2 separate regions of the Homo sapiens genome follow, and region 1 is linked to region 2. A link is a loop called in an ENCODE intact Hi-C map of the cell type or tissue named here. Cell type or tissue: HCT116. All regions are shown on one strand. Each heading gives the region's core, and the rest is flanking DNA. Links, peaks and the distances in the headings are about the cores only. Region 1 has its middle 44 kb from the start of TCF20. Region 2 overlaps TCF20 (transcription factor 20).

Evidence for each region. Hi-C counts contacts between places; a loop is a spot of excess contacts. Peaks named below come from ENCODE experiments on the same cell type or tissue, not always from the same donor. Only the 100,000 strongest peaks of a DNase experiment are listed, where the experiment ranks them.
Region 1: a loop joins it to region 2, with 14 times the contacts of the local background. A loop is called at or near these places in 24 of 110 quality-filtered maps.

Annotation. Positions count from the first base shown.
Region 1 is chr22:42,310,536-42,319,432 of GRCh38, reverse strand. It overlaps a transcript of TCF20 not described here. Among named protein-coding and RNA genes, the nearest start is that of TCF20, 44 kb to the right of the region's middle. RefSeq lists enhancers at 263-1,160, 3,902-4,731, 5,563-6,392, 8,305-8,897. In HCT116, for the core only: a CTCF peak has its summit at 5,294 (motif pointing right); a DNase peak (open chromatin) is centred at 5,392; H3K4me3 peaks cover 1,154 bases; H3K27ac peaks cover 1,558 bases.
Region 2 is chr22:42,165,016-42,173,912 of GRCh38, reverse strand. It overlaps TCF20 (transcription factor 20), which reads left to right. Exons shown (of 6, transcript NM_001378418.1): 4 at 4,017-4,066; 5 at 5,177-5,304. The coding sequence ends at 5,260. Among named protein-coding and RNA genes, the nearest start is that of CYP2D6, 39 kb to the right of the region's middle. In HCT116, for the core only: a CTCF peak has its summit at 4,757 (motif pointing left); a DNase peak (open chromatin) is centred at 4,752.

The DNA of each region.
Region 1 (8,897 bases), core at 511-8,510, 150 kb before region 2:
CTCCCCAACACACACGATGAGAGCCCCCATGGCTTTCCATGGCTGCCCAGGCAGGAGTGGAGCCGGGGTTGCTTGGAGCACTTGGGGAGTTTAGAGCAGCAGCAGGTGGCCTGGCCCCCAGATCCCCATGCCTGTGGAGTGGAAGGGCAGGGCCAGAGGAGTACTCTTCCCCATGCTGTATGTGCTGCTTGGAATGTCCTCCCACAGCCCCCAGCCAAGTCTTCACCCTTCAAGCCTTAGCTCTGGCCAGCACCTCCTCCAGGAAGTCTTCCTAGACTTTACGTGTGACGGTCACATACCTCCTTAGTGTCCCCATAGCACCATCTCTGCCCTCCCACGGCCAGCCTGAATGTTCCCTGCATGTGGGGCTGTGTCTGAGTCCTCTCATGCCCCCCTAGTACCCCTTACAAGGTGTGGCACAGAGCAGGTGTCAGAGAATGCCTTTAGAACACAGCTGGAGTGATCTCAGGTCAGGGCAGTGCCAGGGCCCTAAGCTCCATTGGGCAGGTGCCTCTGCTGGCTGATTTCATGGCCCCAGGCCTCAGCTGGCCACAGGGTCAATCAGGAGCACCCCACACACCCAGGCATGGAGGTGGCCAGTGCCCCCCACCCCCATACTGGGACCTGCTTATGAACAGCAGGCCTTGATGGCATCCCTGTGTCTGGAAGTACCAGAGCAGTGGCAGCTGAGACAGCAGTGCCCTCATAAGCCCTGGGCTTCCACAGAAACCCCAGGTCACCTGCAGCCTGGTGGCTGGGGGCCTGGAGTCATCCCTCACTCGTGGTCCCTGATGAAGGCTTGGCTGGGCAGTGCTAGGGCTCACTGGGCAGAGGGCGGCATCCTGACTCCTGCCTGGCCCGGGCCTGCTCCCTGGAATCATCCCTGAGTGCCAGCCTCTGTTCTTCGTCTTAATGAGGAAAGCTCTTCTCTCCTCCCTGCCATCCCCCCTTCTTCCAAAATGAATTTACCGTTCCGCTGCGCCGCACTCCTCCCTCCTCCTCCTCCCCTCTCCTCTCACAGGCCGCGAGGGAAGTGGAGGGTGTTATTGTATATTTTAGCCAATTGTTCCCTGTACGCCCTAGTCTTTTTGGGGTGGGGCTGGGGGGATGGGGAAGTAAGTAAATTATATATTGAACTCCTAACTGGAGCTGAGGCCTTGTGGTTTCCATGGCAACTGGGCTGGAAATAGCTCGGCGTGACATCAGCATGGTACAGGTATAGCCAGATCCAGCCGTTCCCCAAACAAGCTGGCTCCAAGGGGAGCAAGAGATGTGCGGCTAATTAGCATATGCAAATCATACCTGGCGAGCAGGGCGGGGCCTGTGGTGCCCCGTTGGGGCCTGTGGCCATGGCCAGGGCCTCTGGCAGGTAAGCGGGCCGGGGGTGCTTGTGGGGTCAAGGCCCAGGCTGCCCTGGGCACACGCCCCTGTGCAGGGGCTTGTCTGGGCCTGGGCCTGCCTGCCCCATAGGGCTCTGGGAGTGTGGCCAATGGGGCTGCCAGGGGATGGACAGGCATGCACGGCAGGCAGCCAGGAGGGTGCCCCGCCTGGGCTCGAGTGGGATCTGGCTCTTACTGGCTCATGGGTGCCTTTGAAGCTGGCTACCTAATTGGGCCCTGCTGGCTGCCTGCCATTTTTCTCTGTAGCGTTGTGAGGGAGGGATCGCCCTGTGCCCACCTCGGCTCCCTTCTTCCACCCTCCCCACTGCTGGACCGTGGGAAAGGCCCACAGAACCCCCACCCTCCCGCTGTCCTGCGGCTGAGTCTACACCCCTTTCCCCCCCAGCCCCCAGCGGGAATGCAGGAGCAGAGCCCTCCTCTGAGGGTGCTGCCTTGGGCCAGTCACTTGGCCTCTCCGAGCCTCAGTTTCCACCTTGGTGAGATGGGGGTATTTTTCTTTGCCCATGTACCAGGTAGTGAGTGGGTAATGAGGTGACACTGGGGAAGGGCCTAGGTGGGCTTGGTGGGCCAGACATAGTGGGAGGAAAAGGAGATTTTCCGTCATCTGTGTTTAAATCGAAGCTCCGTCACCCAGCGCCGCCCCTCCTTCCCCACCACACACATAAACACGCACTCTAGGGAGACTTGAGAACTTGCAGTAAATTTCTGGGCGAGGTGAAATATTGCCACCTTCAGTGTGGTGATTTCCACGCTAGGGCTCTTGGCTGAACCTCCGACATTCAAGCTGGGAGTGCTCTGTGGCTAAATGAGATAATTTATTCATTTCAGCAAATGTTGAGGGTGTGCCGAGTGAGGGCGGGCGGGGAAGGTGGGGTGAGTCAGACGTGGCCAAGCACACAGAGCGCTCAGTCTGCAGGGGAGGCAGACGGATAGTGTTGCCAGTGCTCTTTGGGGGATTTGGGGTGTCTGGGAAGAGTGTTGAGGACATGGGACCATTGAAGATGCCTTACGGCCATGCCAGAGTCCACTTGGCAGCAAAGGGGTAAGGAAGGGCATTCCAGGAAGAGAAAAGCAGTGGGCACAGACGGGAAAAGACGCCTGGCACTTGGGGAAAGGGCGACGCTTGGCTGGAGTGAAGTGGTGGAGATGAGACCAGAAAGTTCTGCCAGTGTCAGCTTCAGAGGGGCTGGAGGCCAAAGAGTTTGACTGTGATCCAGGAGGTGGTGGGAGCTATCGATGGCCCTTGAGCAGGGAAGTGATGTGTTCGGATCCTGGCTTCAGCAAGAAAAGGTGGGCCAGCAGGGCGCAGTGGCTCACGCGTGTAATCCTAGCACTTTGGGAGGCCGAGGAAGGCGGATCACTTGAAGTCAAGTTCAGGACCAGCCTGGCCAACATGGTGAAACCCCGTCTCTACTAAAAATACAAAAATCAGCCGGGCGTGGTGGCGCATGCCTGTAGTCCCAGCTGCTCAGGAGGCTGAGACAGGCGAATCGCTTGAACCTGGCAGGTGGAGGAGGAGCCTCTGCCCACCTCGCCCTTCTCTGACCCTCCAGGCTCTGACAGATTAACTTGTGGGCCAGTCTGTCTCCTTGAGTATGTGTGGTGTGCCCCTGCTGCATGGGTGCAGGGAAGGCCCAGGGGACTGAACTGAGCAGAGACTCCCATGCTAGTGCTCTTTTGGGTGTCACATTTTCACAGGGTCAGCGTTTGGGAGCATCTTCTCATCACCACTCTGGCCCTGGAAGCCTGCAGGCACTTTGCAGTCTTTATTCCATTTGTGCCTGGTGACTTTCCTAGCCTGCAAACCTGCCTGGGTCCCTTCTTCCTTGGAAGCTGCCAGGGCTCCCTGGTGCTCGGATAAAGTCCAAATCCTGCCTTGATGTGGCCTCTTGTCTTTAAATCTTTTTTTTTTTTTTTTTTTTTTTGAGACAGAGTCTTGTTCTGTCACTCAGACTGGAGTGCAGTGGCGCGATCTCAGCTCACTGCAACCTCCGCCTCCTGGGTTCAAGCGATTCTCCTGACAACGAGTAACCTGGATTACAGGCATGCACCACCACGCCCAGCTAATTTTTTGTATTTTTAATAGAGACGGGATTTCACCATGTTGGCCAGGATGGTCTCAAACTCCTGACCTCAAGTGATCCACCCACCTCGGCCTCCCAAAGTGCTGGGATTACAGGCGTGAGCCACCACGCCCAGCCTTGTCTTTATATCTTTACTCCTGCTGTTCCCTCTGCCTGGATGCCTTTCTTGTCTCCTCCACCTGGGGCTACCTCTGGTTCATCTGCCACTCTAATGATGCCTCCTCTGGGTAGTCCTCTCTGACCAGCCCTGTCCCAGGATGGTAGATGTCTTATGTGCCCCCCTCTCTGGCCCCCTAGGCTTCCCTCATTCATGGCACTGTCCACACCTTCCTGAAGCCACCAGCTTCAGTGAGGAAGTCTCACTCAGTGTTGGCCCCATGGCCAGCCCAGGACTTTGCCCAGAGGTAGAACCAGTGAAAGTTTGTTGAGTGAATAGGCAAGGGAGTGGATGTTGCTCTTCCTGCCTATGTCCAGCCCATTCCACCTGCCTGGGCTGCCCTCCTTTCCTCTCTTACCCTGTGTGCCTGGCCTGGATACCCCAGCTTCAAGCTGCCTGTCCTTCAGAGAGTCCTTCCTCTCTGAGCCTGTCCTCACCTGCAGCCCACCTGCCATGAGGACCCCAGATGGAGCCCACTGTGGTGCCTCTCCTGCACCCCCAGCATGGTGTGTGAGCACCCTGGGGCTCCCACTGGCTTCTCCCACTTTTCATTGCTTCAGGCCCCCATTAGGTGGCTGGTGATTGCTGACAGACTGAACTGTTCCAGAACCTCCCCTGTCAGGACTGCCCTGGGGAAATCTCTAGAGGTGTCCACAGCCTCCTGTCTGCCCCCTCCCTGCTTGGGTCTCCTCAGACCATTCCTTGATTCCAGGTTTCTGAAAAATTGTGTGAAAACTGGCTTTGTGTCATCAGATCCAATTTCCTGCCACCTCTTACTTTTAAAGGAGGCACAGCCAGTTTAAAACAAAAACATCCTGCTGTGGTGTGAGCTGAAGACTTTGGGCCAGGAGGCTGGGCTGTGAGGGCCTTCCGCTCTGCCACCTCCCCTCATTCAGCCGCTCCCCTCCTCCCTGGGTCGGGGCTGGAGGGAGGGGTTCTGGAGCCCAGGTTTTCGTGCCCCTGCCCTCTTTATTGTTGTTGAATCCCCTCTCCAGATGCTGCTCCAGAATCCTCTCTGAAGTTTCTAGAGTTCATTCTTCCTTCCTTCATTCAGCAGACATCCACCGGGTGCTTGCACTGTGCCAGTCAGCACTGGGCTTGTGGGCACAGAGCAGACAGGAGGGGTGCAGGGCAGGACCCCCTGTTCTCCCTGGGAGAGGCGGGCTCCCTGCTAGCCCTCAGCCCTTGGCTTGGGCCTCCTGGGTGCAGGACCTGCGGGTTCCTCTTCCCGCCTGGTAATTGCTAGCTCCCCGGCTCTGGGAAGCAGCTGGGTCAGGTGTGGGCTGCCTGCCCACATGCCTGGCCGCCTGCCCGCCTGCCGCAGGAGGCATCGATGCCTGGGATTCAAGCTCCTCCGAGGGCCTGCGATGTGGCCATGGGGAAATCATTTTCTGACAATGGCCATCAATTTCGCTGAGAGCCCATCGGCGCTCTGGCAGCCTGTCCCCCGGCAGCGGCAGCTGGTCCGTGTCAAGCCCCCAGGTGTCCTGATGACAGAAGCGATTCGCATTAGGCATCTGCCCCAGAGCACACATCCGGAAGAGACGGATTCTGGCCAGTTCCAGACATGCACCACATCACCTCCAAGTTTATCTTCAGGTCCTTGGGTTAGCGGAGATGTCTTCTCTCTGCCCTGGAGTGGCCACAAGGGGCCCCTATAGGGCAGCCCCAGCCTCAGGAACGGGGCTCCCTGCTGAGCCTGTATCTGCCTTGTTGCAGGCGCTATGTAGGCACAAAGGTCACAGCTCTGAACACAGCAGACAGAGCACCTGCCGTTGCACTGAGAAGGGAAGGACAGGAAGGAGGCAGTCACGCACAGATCTTGGGAAAGAGCATTCCAGGCAGCGGGAACAGCCGGGGCAAAGGTGTTCCCTGAGGCGGGGAATTCTGTTGGCCCGGCGCGGTGACTCACGCCTCTAACCTCAGCACTTTGGGAGGCCGAGGCGGGCAGATCACTTGAAGTCAGGAGTTTGAGACCAGCCTGGCCAGCTTGGCGAAACCCTGTCTCTACTAAAAATACAAAAGTGAGCTGGGCGTGGTGGCACACTTGTGTAATCCCAGCTACTCGGGAGGCTGAGGCGGGAGAACTGCTTGAACACAGGAGGTGGAGGTTGCAGTGAGCCAAGATCGTGCCCCTGCACTCCAGCTGGGGCGACAAAGCGAGACTCTGTCTCAAAAAAAAAAAAAAAAAAAAGAAAGAATTCTGTTGAGGCTGCAGTGAGCCTCAGGTGTCTTGGGGACATCCAGGGTCCTAACAGAACCCCAGAGGTATCCACAGGAAAGTGAGTTGCATTCTGGCAGATGATCGAGGCACCCCCTGGAGGAGGTGGTGTGAGGCAGGAAGCAATGTGAAGGAAGGCTGAGAGGGTAATGGGAGAGTGCAGCGGGCAGGGCTCTGCTCGCAGCTGCAGGGGCCTTTCCTGACTTGTGGAGAGGATGCTGTATTGCACGAGGCAGGTCTAGGCACCTCTGGCTCTCAGAGGCCTTTGAGAACCTCGCCTTGTCCATGCTATGGGGTCAGCGGGATTGGGTTGAGACCCTACTGTGCACCAGGGGGTTCGCCTGCATCCTAGCAGCTGTCTCCATTTATTGCAGGCCTACTGAGTGCCAGGCACTGAAGAAGCTCTTGGCCTATGGTGTGACACAGCCCACAGGTGGGCATTAGCACCTGCACTCCCAGGTGGGGAAGGTGAGGCCCAGAAAAGTCCGGAGGCTTGTCCAGGGTCCACAGTATGGTGATGGTGTGACTCAGGCTGGGGAGCCTGAGCTGGGAAGATTGCAAGAAGCTGGTTGTCCTGAGCATTCCTGGACAGGAAACAGTGAGCCACCCCCAGTACTGGAGCTGGCTCCCCAGGACCCAGCTTCGTCCTCAAGGCACCTTTCCCCTGGGCTCTGCAGACGTGGGCCTTGAGGCCTGGGCATTGGGCATGCAGGGCACTAGATTGGGGCCCCATGCTTTCACCTGTGGCTCAGACAATGGGGAGAGGAGGGAGATACTCTATGAGCTTCCAGGGACTTGCAGCTCCTGGCTCTTCATGAAGGGATGACCAGTCACATCTTGCAGATGGGGAGCCTGAGGCTCAGCAGGGATGGGGGGTGACCGGGACCTGACAGCAATGGGATTGCCAGGCCAGGGCGGCAACAGGTCTGTCTGTCCCCACAGCCCACTCCACACCCTGGGGAATGGGTGATAATAGAGCTGGCTCTGAACGTGGGTCATCACCTTGGGCTTTGATCCCCATAGTGGTTTTGTGGGTAGTGTGGATTCTAGAATCCAAGCTCCCCCAACCCTCATTCCCCCAGGCCCGCCTCCATAGCTCCTTTTGTATATTCCTCTGAGGCCTGGGGCCCCACCTGGCCTGGCTCCATCAGACCCCCTCAATAAGGTCAAGTCCAGCCAGGGAACCCATTTATTCTACCAGCTACACCCATGGGGATCTCATTCTCAGCAGCTGCTGGTCTAGACAAGGCAGGGCCATGTCTGTGTGGGCTGTCCTGGTACCAGGCAGGTGGCCCGCTGACTACTGGGGGACCAGTCAGGAGGGGCAGTGGCAGAGTCCTTGCTGCTGTAATCCCCACAGCTGCTTACTCATTCACTCATCCATGATGGCACCTTCTCGGCATTGGAGAGTGCCCTTCTTCTGTAGCTCCTGCACCTGGTGTAATGTTGGCCATATAGTACATACCCTATCACTACTTCCTGTCTCTGCAAGGTGATTTCTAAGTCCTAGGAGCAACCTTCCCCATCCTCCATGTCTTCCTCCTTCTCTGTTGCCTTTTGGCAGAAGTTTTACCGTTTGTGATTCATTCCTTTGGCATAACTGTTGCCCTAAGTTCTTCTAAAATGCAGAACCCTAGAGTCTCACTACCCCTTCTAGGAAGGAGACCCTTTCAAGTCCCAGCTTCTGGGTAACCTATGTGCCTAGGAGAACAGGGCTGTCTTGACTATGCAGGGCTCTGGTGCAGGGGTCTGTGGAAGAGACGGGGAAATCAGAGTTGGGAGGACACGCGGCAGCTCCTGTGTGCCTGCAGGGTGCCCGGGATTGCACTTTTCTTGCTCTTTTCAGCCCTACAGCCCTGGGCTTGGGATGTTTTCATCCCCGTTTTGCAGGGGAGGGGACTGAGGCACCGCTAGCAGGTTTCCCAGCTGGGAGGGCCAGGCCTGGGGTCTGCATGATTCCCGTCCATACCCTTCAACTGCACCTTGCTCCTGTCCACAACATGGGTGTATGATGGTGGTGTGGCCCCTGCAGGGCACCAAGGTCAGCCCCTCTGGTTTGCAGCTGCTGAGAGAGGGCCCAATCCTCACAGCCTTTTGTCCTTTAGGAAAGGTGATCACTTCTAGAGGCTGATTTGATCCCCACACCACCCTGAGGCAAAAATGTCCTCGTTTCTCTTATGAGGAAACTGAGGCACAGGGGGTACCTACTCTATGACACACCATTCAGTGCCCCTCCTGCCCTTCCCCCCAGTCCCCTTGGGAAAGGCCTTGGGCCTGGGCCTGGTGCCAGGAGATGAAGCACTTAGGCAGCCCCCTTCTGCCTCCCTGACTGCAGGTCCCAGTCGCCAGCCCCGCAGGGACCCCTGCCCAGAGCCTGCCGCAGGTGGGAGGGCTGGCGTGCAGGTCCTTGAGGGGAGGCAGGCTGTGTGTGAGCCGCAGTTTGGGAGCCTGGCCACCCCCCTGTCCCCCGATTCCTGCACTCGTGTGCACCTTCTGAGGGGAGCAATCCCTGGATGCCACCGGGCCAGCCTTGGGCCAGCCATACGGTTCCTAAGTGTTCCTCCCTCCAGGCCGTATTTTCTTGGGTATTGATGAGCCAGTGTCATCCAAGATGCAGCCAGAAGCTGAGCTAAACTCAAGACAGATTGAGCCTCCGCCTCATCAATCTGCCTGCCGCTGCTCTGCTGGGGAGAAAAGAGGGCGGGCAGGCGGGCGGCCCAGGCTCTGCGGGGCCCTCCTGGGCTCTCAGAGTGGCCTCCTTAAACCACAGATCCACCTGTTGGGGCTGGCTTGTCACTCTCTGTCCAGGAATTTGCAACTTTCCAGACTCAGGCTCCTGGCCTGGCCACCCATTGCCTGGGGGCTAAAATCCACCCTGCTCATGTCCACCACAGGCCCTGTCTCCTTGCACTCCATTGCCACGCCAGTCCTCTCCACTGTATTCCAGCCATGCGGGCTGCCACTTCCACGAGCCATACTCCTTTCCTCCTCAGGGCTCTGCCTGGAAAGTTCTCTGCATGCCTTCCTCGTCTAGC
Region 2 (8,897 bases), core at 542-8,541:
GGCCGCGTGTCCAGCAAGACAGAGGGGTCTGGGTTGGGAGGAGTGAGGGTAGGGCTGTCGGCCTCTGGCTTTGCTGCCTCTGCTGCTGTGCACTTTGCTCCTTCATGTGGAGACCTGGGACCCAGAGGCAGTTTCACAAGATGACCATGTCTTGGTCATTGCGGTCTTTTTGATGACCCAAGTCACAGTGACCCAGAGGCCTGCACTGCTCTGTGGGGATGGACGCTTGTATTATTCCACACAGTCTTCTTGGAAATTGCTCTCTGTGTATGATGTAACTTTGTATCCAGGAAACAAGTTTATTGATGGACTTTTCTTTCTAATCATAACAAAAATAAGTCCTTGGTTTGAGAATCCCTAACCTCCCTTATGGAGTAAAGAGCAGTTTAACATTTTCATCTCTGCCTTGCTGTCAACCCACCCAGATCTTTAAAGAGCTGTTGATGTCTCAGGGAAGACTTTTATTACTGGGACATCTCCATAGAAACAGAATCTTTGTTTCATGATCTGTGACTCCTGCCACCTTCCCCCCCACCTGATGTTGACCCTGCATTTCTGACATCATGGTCAGCTGTTTTGTGTTGCTTGTTATGTCATAGGCACAGGATTTGGCTCCAGGTGGGGGGGGTTACAGTAATAAGAGCATGAGCTCTGTTTTTTTTTTTTTTTAATTAATGTATTTAATGCAATGAGCCACAACAATTAAGACGAGAAAAAAAGGCTGTGGTAGCTCATTAATAATTCCACTGTGCGTAAAGAACCTTGTGTGGAGGGTTTTTTTTTTTTCTTCTACTCTCATGAAAAAACAGCTGGGAATTCTACTTTCTGCAGCTCTCGTTGCAGTAGCATTTTAAAGCTGCTATCTCTGCTGCAGACTTTGATCTTGCTGGTGCCATCAGAGCCCTGGATGGGTCATTAGGAAATGCCAGTAGTCTGACTCCTCCCCGGGGGACAGCCGTCTGCCTCACAGGAGCCAGTCCCAGTGCCAAGAGCCCCATATTTCCCTCCTTATGGCCCAGGAGCCTGAGCCTACCCTTCGGCAAGGCAGGGTGGGGCTGGCAGGCCCCTGTGTCCCAAGCCCTGCAGTGTGCCAACATAAGGAATAACAGTAGTACTGGGGTAGAGTGTAGGTGAATTGGAGTCTGTGTCTGCTACACAACAGATCCAAAGGACATTAAACCCTTCTTGTTTTTCCTACCTCCCTCCTTGAGCCCACCATCCTCAGCCTGGGAGCATGTGGATGCATGTGGGTATCTGAAGCTTCACAGAGCTTATAATGAGGAGCTTAGTAAATCCATTCTGCCTTTGAGCTTGAAGAGGGAAATGAAAGTGGCCTTCTCTTCTGGGGGTTGATGTTTGTGTCTGCAAGCCATCTTGTTGACTAGGCCACCTTGTAGGTCTTTTTGAGCTTGGATGATGATCTCGCAAGCTGTTTACTTTGACTTCACTATGCAGAAGTGCTGACTGCGCCCTCTGGACAGTGTAGGATGGTGCCTGGGCCTTGAAGAACACAGATTGAGAGACCTTGACTGGCTGGCCATGTAGGTGCAGTTGCCTGTTCAGAGTCCTCAGAAGAGGTTTTACTACACCTACTGCTCTTCACTCTTCCCTCCCAGCAGGGACTGGTAAGAGGAGAAGCTCCCCTGTGCCCTCCAGGTTTCTGAGCTCTCTAGCTGTGGTTCTGGCCCCTGCCAGGAACGTGAATTGTGCTTCCTGACGGCCTGTGGACATGTATGAGAACAGAGGAGGGCATTGTCTGCACAGTGTTCCTGCATGGGAGGCCTTGTCAGAGATGGACACTGCCTCAGGCAGATTGCTGTAGGAGACTTCATTTCCAGATGTATCTGGCATTAGTTTCAAGTTGTCGTTAGCGTGCATTCATAGTGTCTTACTCTTTTCTGCTTCTAACTCAGAGGGAACGCATTTCCTAACATGAGGCGTGTTTTATTAATGGTCCATCACAGCTGGTCACTGTTCTGTGGCCGTGAGGGAACTGAGCCACCTGCGCCTTTCTGATGGCACCCTTTGCTGCTCGTGTGGTCCCTGTCCTCACTGGTATAAACCCCTGTGGCGTAAGCGTGGCCCAGCCCCACGTGTGCTGTACTGTTTCTGTTTGGCCCAAACTAGAGACTAAGCCAGCATAGTGCTTGCTGCCAGAGCCCAGGTAAGAAGAGAGCATATCCCCTGAGCTCCAGTTGTCTGGCTCCTGCTGTTTATAAACTCTCTGGCAGATTGGAGCAGCGGGAGTCTTGGTCACACTATGTACTTGTGGGTTTTAAATTAACACATTTCATTTATTGCCTTGCTAGTTGCTTGCTGGGGGAGGGGCTTGGAGGTTAGTAGTAAGTTGCTGAGCTCTTGGGCCCACGGAGCCAAGAAGGCTGCCGCCCACTCTCTTAGATACTCATGGGCTCCAACGAAAGACAGGCTATGATGTTCCAGGTCTGGCCAAATATAAAAGGGTCTTTTTGATTTGTTTTAGGATACCGGGACCTGAAAAGTTTTCATGTGTATGTTCATTGCTTATTACTATTGCACTTGAAATCTGTGGGTGCACAGGCTGCTAGTCTGGATCTCAGTTTAAATTTAACAAGGATAAGTACCGTGGCTGCCTCCTGCCATGGTGCCTGGGAGCTCTCTGAGAATGTGTTATCAATATTTATTAACATTCTGCCACCGCGTTTTGCACCAGTGACCTGGCTGTCGGTCTCCAGGAGCTGTGGTGTGCAGAGTGAACTCATTAATTAGATTTCCTTGCCCTGATCCATGCACTACCCTTGTGTGAGAGCTCAGCTCACCTGGAGGCAGATGTGTCCTTGCTGCCATCCAGGATGCTGTCATCATGTTACAAGTTGGAATGAATCATTTTTCCTCCAAGGATTAAAAGCATCCTCATGGGATTTTACCTTCCTCTGAAGCATTTAGTGTGGATTATGTGATTTGTGTTGGAGGCTTCTGTGTCTCCGTGGGTCGTGGGGCAAAGGTGACAGTGGGGCTCTTGGGCCTGGCCACCTTTCTGTCTCAGACACCTGGGCATTCTCTGTACAGAGAAGAAAATACGCGTCTAGATTTTAAAGTGTTTTTACAAGGAGGCTTTGGCTTGAGCCTGAGAAATGGGGTTAGCCTAGAATCAAGGATTTTTAAAATAGCATTTATTGGTGATATCGTGGGAATATAGAAAAGATAAAATTTAAATCAGCTGTATCTTCTTACCCAAAGAGAATTATTGTTACATATTCATAGATTTCCTTTCAGTCTTTTTTTTTTTTTTTTTTTTTTTTTTTTTGAGACGGAGTCTCGCTCTGTCACCAGGCTGGAGTGCAGTGGTGTGATCTCGGCTCACTGCAACCTCCGACTCTCTGGTTCAAGTGATTCTCCTGCCTCAGCCTCCCAAGTAGTTTTTTTTTTTTTTAAGACAGTTTTGCTTGCCTAGGCTATAGTGCAGTGATGTGATAGTAGCTTACTGCAGTCTGAACTCCTGGGCTCAAGCAGTCTTCTCACCTCAGCCTCCCAAGTAGCTGGGACTATAGGCAAGTGCCATCACACCCAGCCTTTCAGTATTTTTTTTTTTTTTTTTAATAGTGACAGGATCTCACTGTGTTGCCCAAGCTGGTCTTGACTCTTGGATTCAAGTGATCTTTCTGCCTCGGCCTCCCAAAGTGCTGGGATTACAGGTGTGAGCCATGGTACCCAGCCCCAAGTCTTTTTTTAATGCGTAGAAACATTTTAATAAAATTAGCACATTTATACATTTGTACATCCTGGTTTTTTCAAGCAGTTTTGTTTCATGGGTGTTTTCCATACCATTAACTCTTTTCAAATGTTAATTTTTAAGTGACCGATATCCATCATGTTAAGGTATCATAGCTTACTTGGGTTGTCTCTAATGTTTTCCTATTAGAAGTAAGTGTAGCGACCTGCTACCTTTATGTCTGACCCTGTCAATCCCAGCCAGCATGACCACACCTATGTCCAGCTGTGAAGTCTCCATCTGACTGTCCCCTTCTGTCTTCCAGATTGTTTGCTACATGAGGAGAACTTCTCGGTGAGGTGCCCTAAGCACAAGGTGAGTCAGAGGCCCCAAGAGCTACCAGCAGGGATGGGATCGAGGGTGGCTCCTCCTGAAAGACCTGAAGACCAGGTGTTGGTGGGCCTCACCCACACCTGTCCCCACCTGTGCCTCCGGCTGTTAGTCCCCTCCTGGCCCTGGGAGGGTGGAGGGGCATGATGCTGAAGGGAGACCCGTGGCATGGGGGCCAGCACTCGGAGTATTATGAGGATCCCAGGAGAAATGTGTTTTGGGAGAGGGGGTGTTTGTCTGTTCATTAAGAGAGGTGAGAATATCTAACTCGATCAAGCCACTGATTTCCACTTGAGGTGAATAGAACCCCAATTCACAGGTTGGCGTTTGGTAAGTCTGGTTCTAGGCCTTGAGGCCTGTGCAAAGGCATCTTCCCAGACTAGAAGTCGAGCTGACCACAAGGCTCTGGGGAAGCTCAGTCTCTTCCAGGTTGTGCTTCTGCAGAAGCAGCCTGATGCACAGTGGATGGGCTGTCTCGGGCTCCACTTCCCAGTTTATTTAGGAGGTGGTCTCGTGGTCGCTTCCTTTAGGAAAGGGTGGGAGGTAAGGGGTGAATGGTCTGTTTGTGGATACCACATATGTGTGTGGGGAGGGTGTATATGGAGAAGGAGCCCCAAGAAAGGATCAGAACGGAGACCACTGCCACCTGATGTTTCCTGCAGGGGCTGCACTGTGTCTCTGGCTGAGGTCACACTGACACCTGGTGGTCACTGGTCACTCGCAGTCTTAAATCTAGTAGGGCCGAAAGTACTAGAAGGAGGTTGTCCAGAGAGGTCTGCCCTCAAAATGCTCCTGAAAGATGCTTGCTTATGCTTTTCTTTAAAAATTATTTCTGGGGAAGGGCGGGGAGTGGTCACAGGATCTTATATTCTCTTTATTTTTACTTAATTTGCATGTTATTTTTAGAACTCCCCTTTTTAAGGGTCACATTTTGCCTCAGAAAACCCTGTCTGAATGTCTCCTGTTTGTCGGTCAGGACTGACTCTGCCTTTTCTTTCCTTTTCCATGTGCCACTCCTGTCCTCCCTTTGCCCTCCCTGATTTCTGCACTGTCCTCTCCCACCTGTCTGTCTCCTCTTGGTTTTGCCCGTGTCAGCCTCCCCTTCCGTGCCCTCTCCCCCCCTTGCAGAACAAGACCGCGAAAGGCAGCCTCAGCACAGAGCAGTCGGAGCGGGGGTGAGGGGGGCAGTGTGCTCGTGGGAATGGAAAGGACAGCAAGCACAGGTGAGTCGGGGCCACCGGGCTCCCTGCATCCTGCCCGGCTCCCAGCAGGCGTCGTTGCCTCTGCCCTCCTGCTCGCTCTATGCTCTGCCACCAGCATTTCATCCTGTGGATGACAACGCCAGGTGGATGCAGTGTTCTTCCATTGGTTACTTAGCTCCCCAGATTATCTGTGGAAAGGAGTGGGGGCTTCTAAACTGTCCACTGCCAATGGGGTGCAGGGTGACTGTTCCTGAAGGCAGCCCTTCAGGGCACAGCTGGCCAGGGGTGGCCTTGTGAGTGGACACAACAGGCTTTTAGGTCTCTTTCTTGGGCAGGGCATCTCTTGCCAGTAGCCCCTGCTCTTTCCCCCGTCTCAGAAAGGGTTCCAGTCAAAGGTCTCTTCTTTTTAATTTACTACATTTCTGTAAAGCTTATGGTGTGTTTTCCTTTGAAAACAACAGAACTCTTGGGTTTTGTTATTAGAAATCTTTTTTTTCCAGTATTATGAAGGATTCCTTTTTGCAGAAGTACAAAGGAAAGAAAAATCCTCAAAGATTTAGTAGACTCTAGCATCTGATTTAATTTTACTCTTAAAAATCTCGAGGCTGGGCATGGTGGCTCATACCTGTAATGCCAGCACTTTGGGAGGCTGAGGCAGAAGGATCGCCTAAGCCCAGGAGTTCAAGACCAGCCTGGGCAACAGTGAGACCCTGTGTCTACATTAAAAAAAAAAAAAAAAATTAGCCGTGCGTGGTGGTACATGCCTTTAGTCCCATCTACTCAGGAGGCTGAGCTGGGAGGATCACTTGATCAAACCTGGAGGTTGAGGCTGCAGTGAGCCATGATCGTGCCGCTACATTCCAGCCTGGGCCACAGTGAGACCCTGTCTCAAAAAAAGAAAAAAAATTCTTGTGATTGAGTTGTGCTTGCTGTGAGTTTGTGTGGGATTATTGTGGTCACGGCCCTCTTGGCAGGCATCTGTGAAAACAGGATGATAGGACTTGGGGTCTCTAGAAGCTGCAGGCCTCTGAGCTCCATGCTGCTCCTTCACCCTCCCTGCGTCACTGAGGCATGAAGGGAAATAGGTTGTAAAGAAAAGAAAAACCAAAATGTACCTTGTGGCACTTGCTGCTACAGGATGGGGCAGGAGGACTAGTTGTCTCAGAAATATTCATTGAGGGGTCATTTCTCTCAAATGGGAGGACTTCTGTGTCGACCTCAGGAGTTTGACTCACACAGCTACGCTAGACGTGTCCCTTCCGGCACCACCATGTGCCTGACCACCTTCTGGAACGTGCCCTCCTCCTTGTTACCACTACTAATTTCCGGAGAAGGCCCCTCGGCTGCCACGCCATTTGAGAAGTCAAGTGGGGGCTGCTGAGTGCCTTCTTGATAGAGCGTTGAGTGTGGTGCCTTTCTCTTTCCTCTTCCGGGGAGTAGGGCTGGCAGTGAAGGGATCAGAGCAAAGTGGGGAGGTGGGTGGAAGCCATTCCATGTGTTCCTGGGTCAGAGGAACCAGATGAGCAAATGAAGCCTCTTGGACTTGGAGTACATTGCCACCATCAGCGAGTGGCTGCTGGTTTTCCAGAACCTGCTGGGCAGCACTGCCTGCTCCTTTTCCTGGGATTAGCCCTTAGGACAAGGCAGCCATTGCATTGCGTGGTTTTGAAAGGACTGTTTCTGTTGGCCCTCCTGCATGTCCCTACGCTCCTGAGGGTGTCACTGTGCCTTCCCATTGTCACCCCTGTGCCAGCACAGGCCAAGATGGTTAGAGTCAAGTTCTGTAGGGGACCACGATGCGTATTCCTGGAATGTGTCCTAGAAGACCTGGTTAAGGAAAGAGCTTAAGTGTTTTTTGTTTTTGTCCTGGAATTGCATCTGTGTTTGAGAAAAAGAAAGTTCAGGCCCTGGGCCTGGTGGACAAATCTCCTGGGGATTTTGTTCATCTGTTCCTCTCTAGTCATTCTTGGGCCTTCCTTCCTAGCTGTCAGGGCCCTTGACTCTTTTTTTTTTTTTTTTTGGAGACGGATTCTCACTTTGTCGCCCAGGCTGGAGTACAGGGGCACGATCTCGGCTCACTGCAACCTCCATCTCTGGGGTTCAGGCGATTCTCCCGCCTCAGCCCTCCCGAGTAGCTGGGACTACAGGTGTGCACCACCACGCCCAGCTAATTTTTGTATTTTTTGTAGAGATGGGGTTTCACCATGTTGCCCAGGCTGGCCTTGAACTCCTGACATCAAGTGATCTTCCCGCCTTGACCTCTCAAAGTGCCGGGATTACAGGCGTGAGCCACGGCGCCCGGCCAACTCTTGAACAGAACAATGAGCTTCATCCTTCTGGGTTGAAGCACAGTGATGAAGTGGCCTCACCCATTGAAGAGAGTCGTCTCAGGTCCATTGAGGTTGAACCATTCCATTCAGCTCTTGGAGGGAGAGGATGGACTCACTGCATCCAGTCCTGTCCATCTGAAATGTTTTTTATGTGCTGTTCCCACAAGGCATATAGCTTTTCCTGGTTTCCCAGTTCAGCAGTGACATTGAGGGTGGTCACCGTCCTTCATTTGTGGTAGAAGCCCTGGTGACTGGGGATAGAATCACACCTCTGACTAAAGGAGGACTCATCTTGGGCCCCATGCTGGGGACAGAGAGCCACCATTATTGGGTGCCCTGACAAGGCAGGGAACAGACAGCGAATGTGCGTGTGTGTCTGCCTCCTAGTGCGCCATGTTCTGACAGAGTGATATGATAGGTGCTGTGTGACTAAGATCAGACTACTCCATGTCTCTGTACTTCGGTTTCTTCTGTAAAAACAGGAATAGCAGTGCCAACCTTTTGAGATTCCATTGGGAAATGTCTCTAAGTGCCAGCACAGCACACTGGCTCTCAGCCCGTTGATCTGCCATGCCTAGCTGTGGGTTTCTCTTGGGAGTTGGAGGGGTCAAGGCAGCAGATTGGACCCTGCAGCTGTCTCTTATAGCAAAAAATACCCAAGGCTTGGGGTTAAAAGATGCCGCCCCTGCCTCCCAGCCTGTGAGGTATCTGGTACCTGACCCTCGCCAGGAGTGCGGAGGGGAAAAGTCCTTCTGCAGGCCCGTGGTTGCCCACTGTCTCTTTGTGCCAAGGGGGTTGCCTTGCTGGCTTGTGTCATTGGTTGGCAGGGCTTTTGACAGTGGAGTCCCTATACCCAGCTCTTCCTCCTGTCGTGAATTAAACAAGGAGGCCCCAGCTTGCCCTAACAGGCCCTGTGGTCCAGCACATGGGAAGCATAACCTTGATCAGGGCTAATGCTGCATCCTGGATGCTATGTACCCTGCACAGAACAGCCATGGATGGACGCTGAGCAAGGCAGGGAACGGGGCGTGGCCCCCCTGCCCCTGGAGCTGGACATCACACAGTCCATTTGTGTGTATGCATGAATGTCACATTCTAGAGTTCCCCTTTCCCCAAACTGGTCCAGAGGCAGTCCAGGGTTACACCTCCAGAGGAGAGCCTGAGTCTGTCCACTTTCCTTCCCCACCAGCCCCAGCCCAGGCATTGTGGCTGCTATAGTGCCCGCCTCCCTGCCACTGCTCAGCAGCCAAGTGCAATCTTCATTAGGCCTCCCTCCAGTCCTGT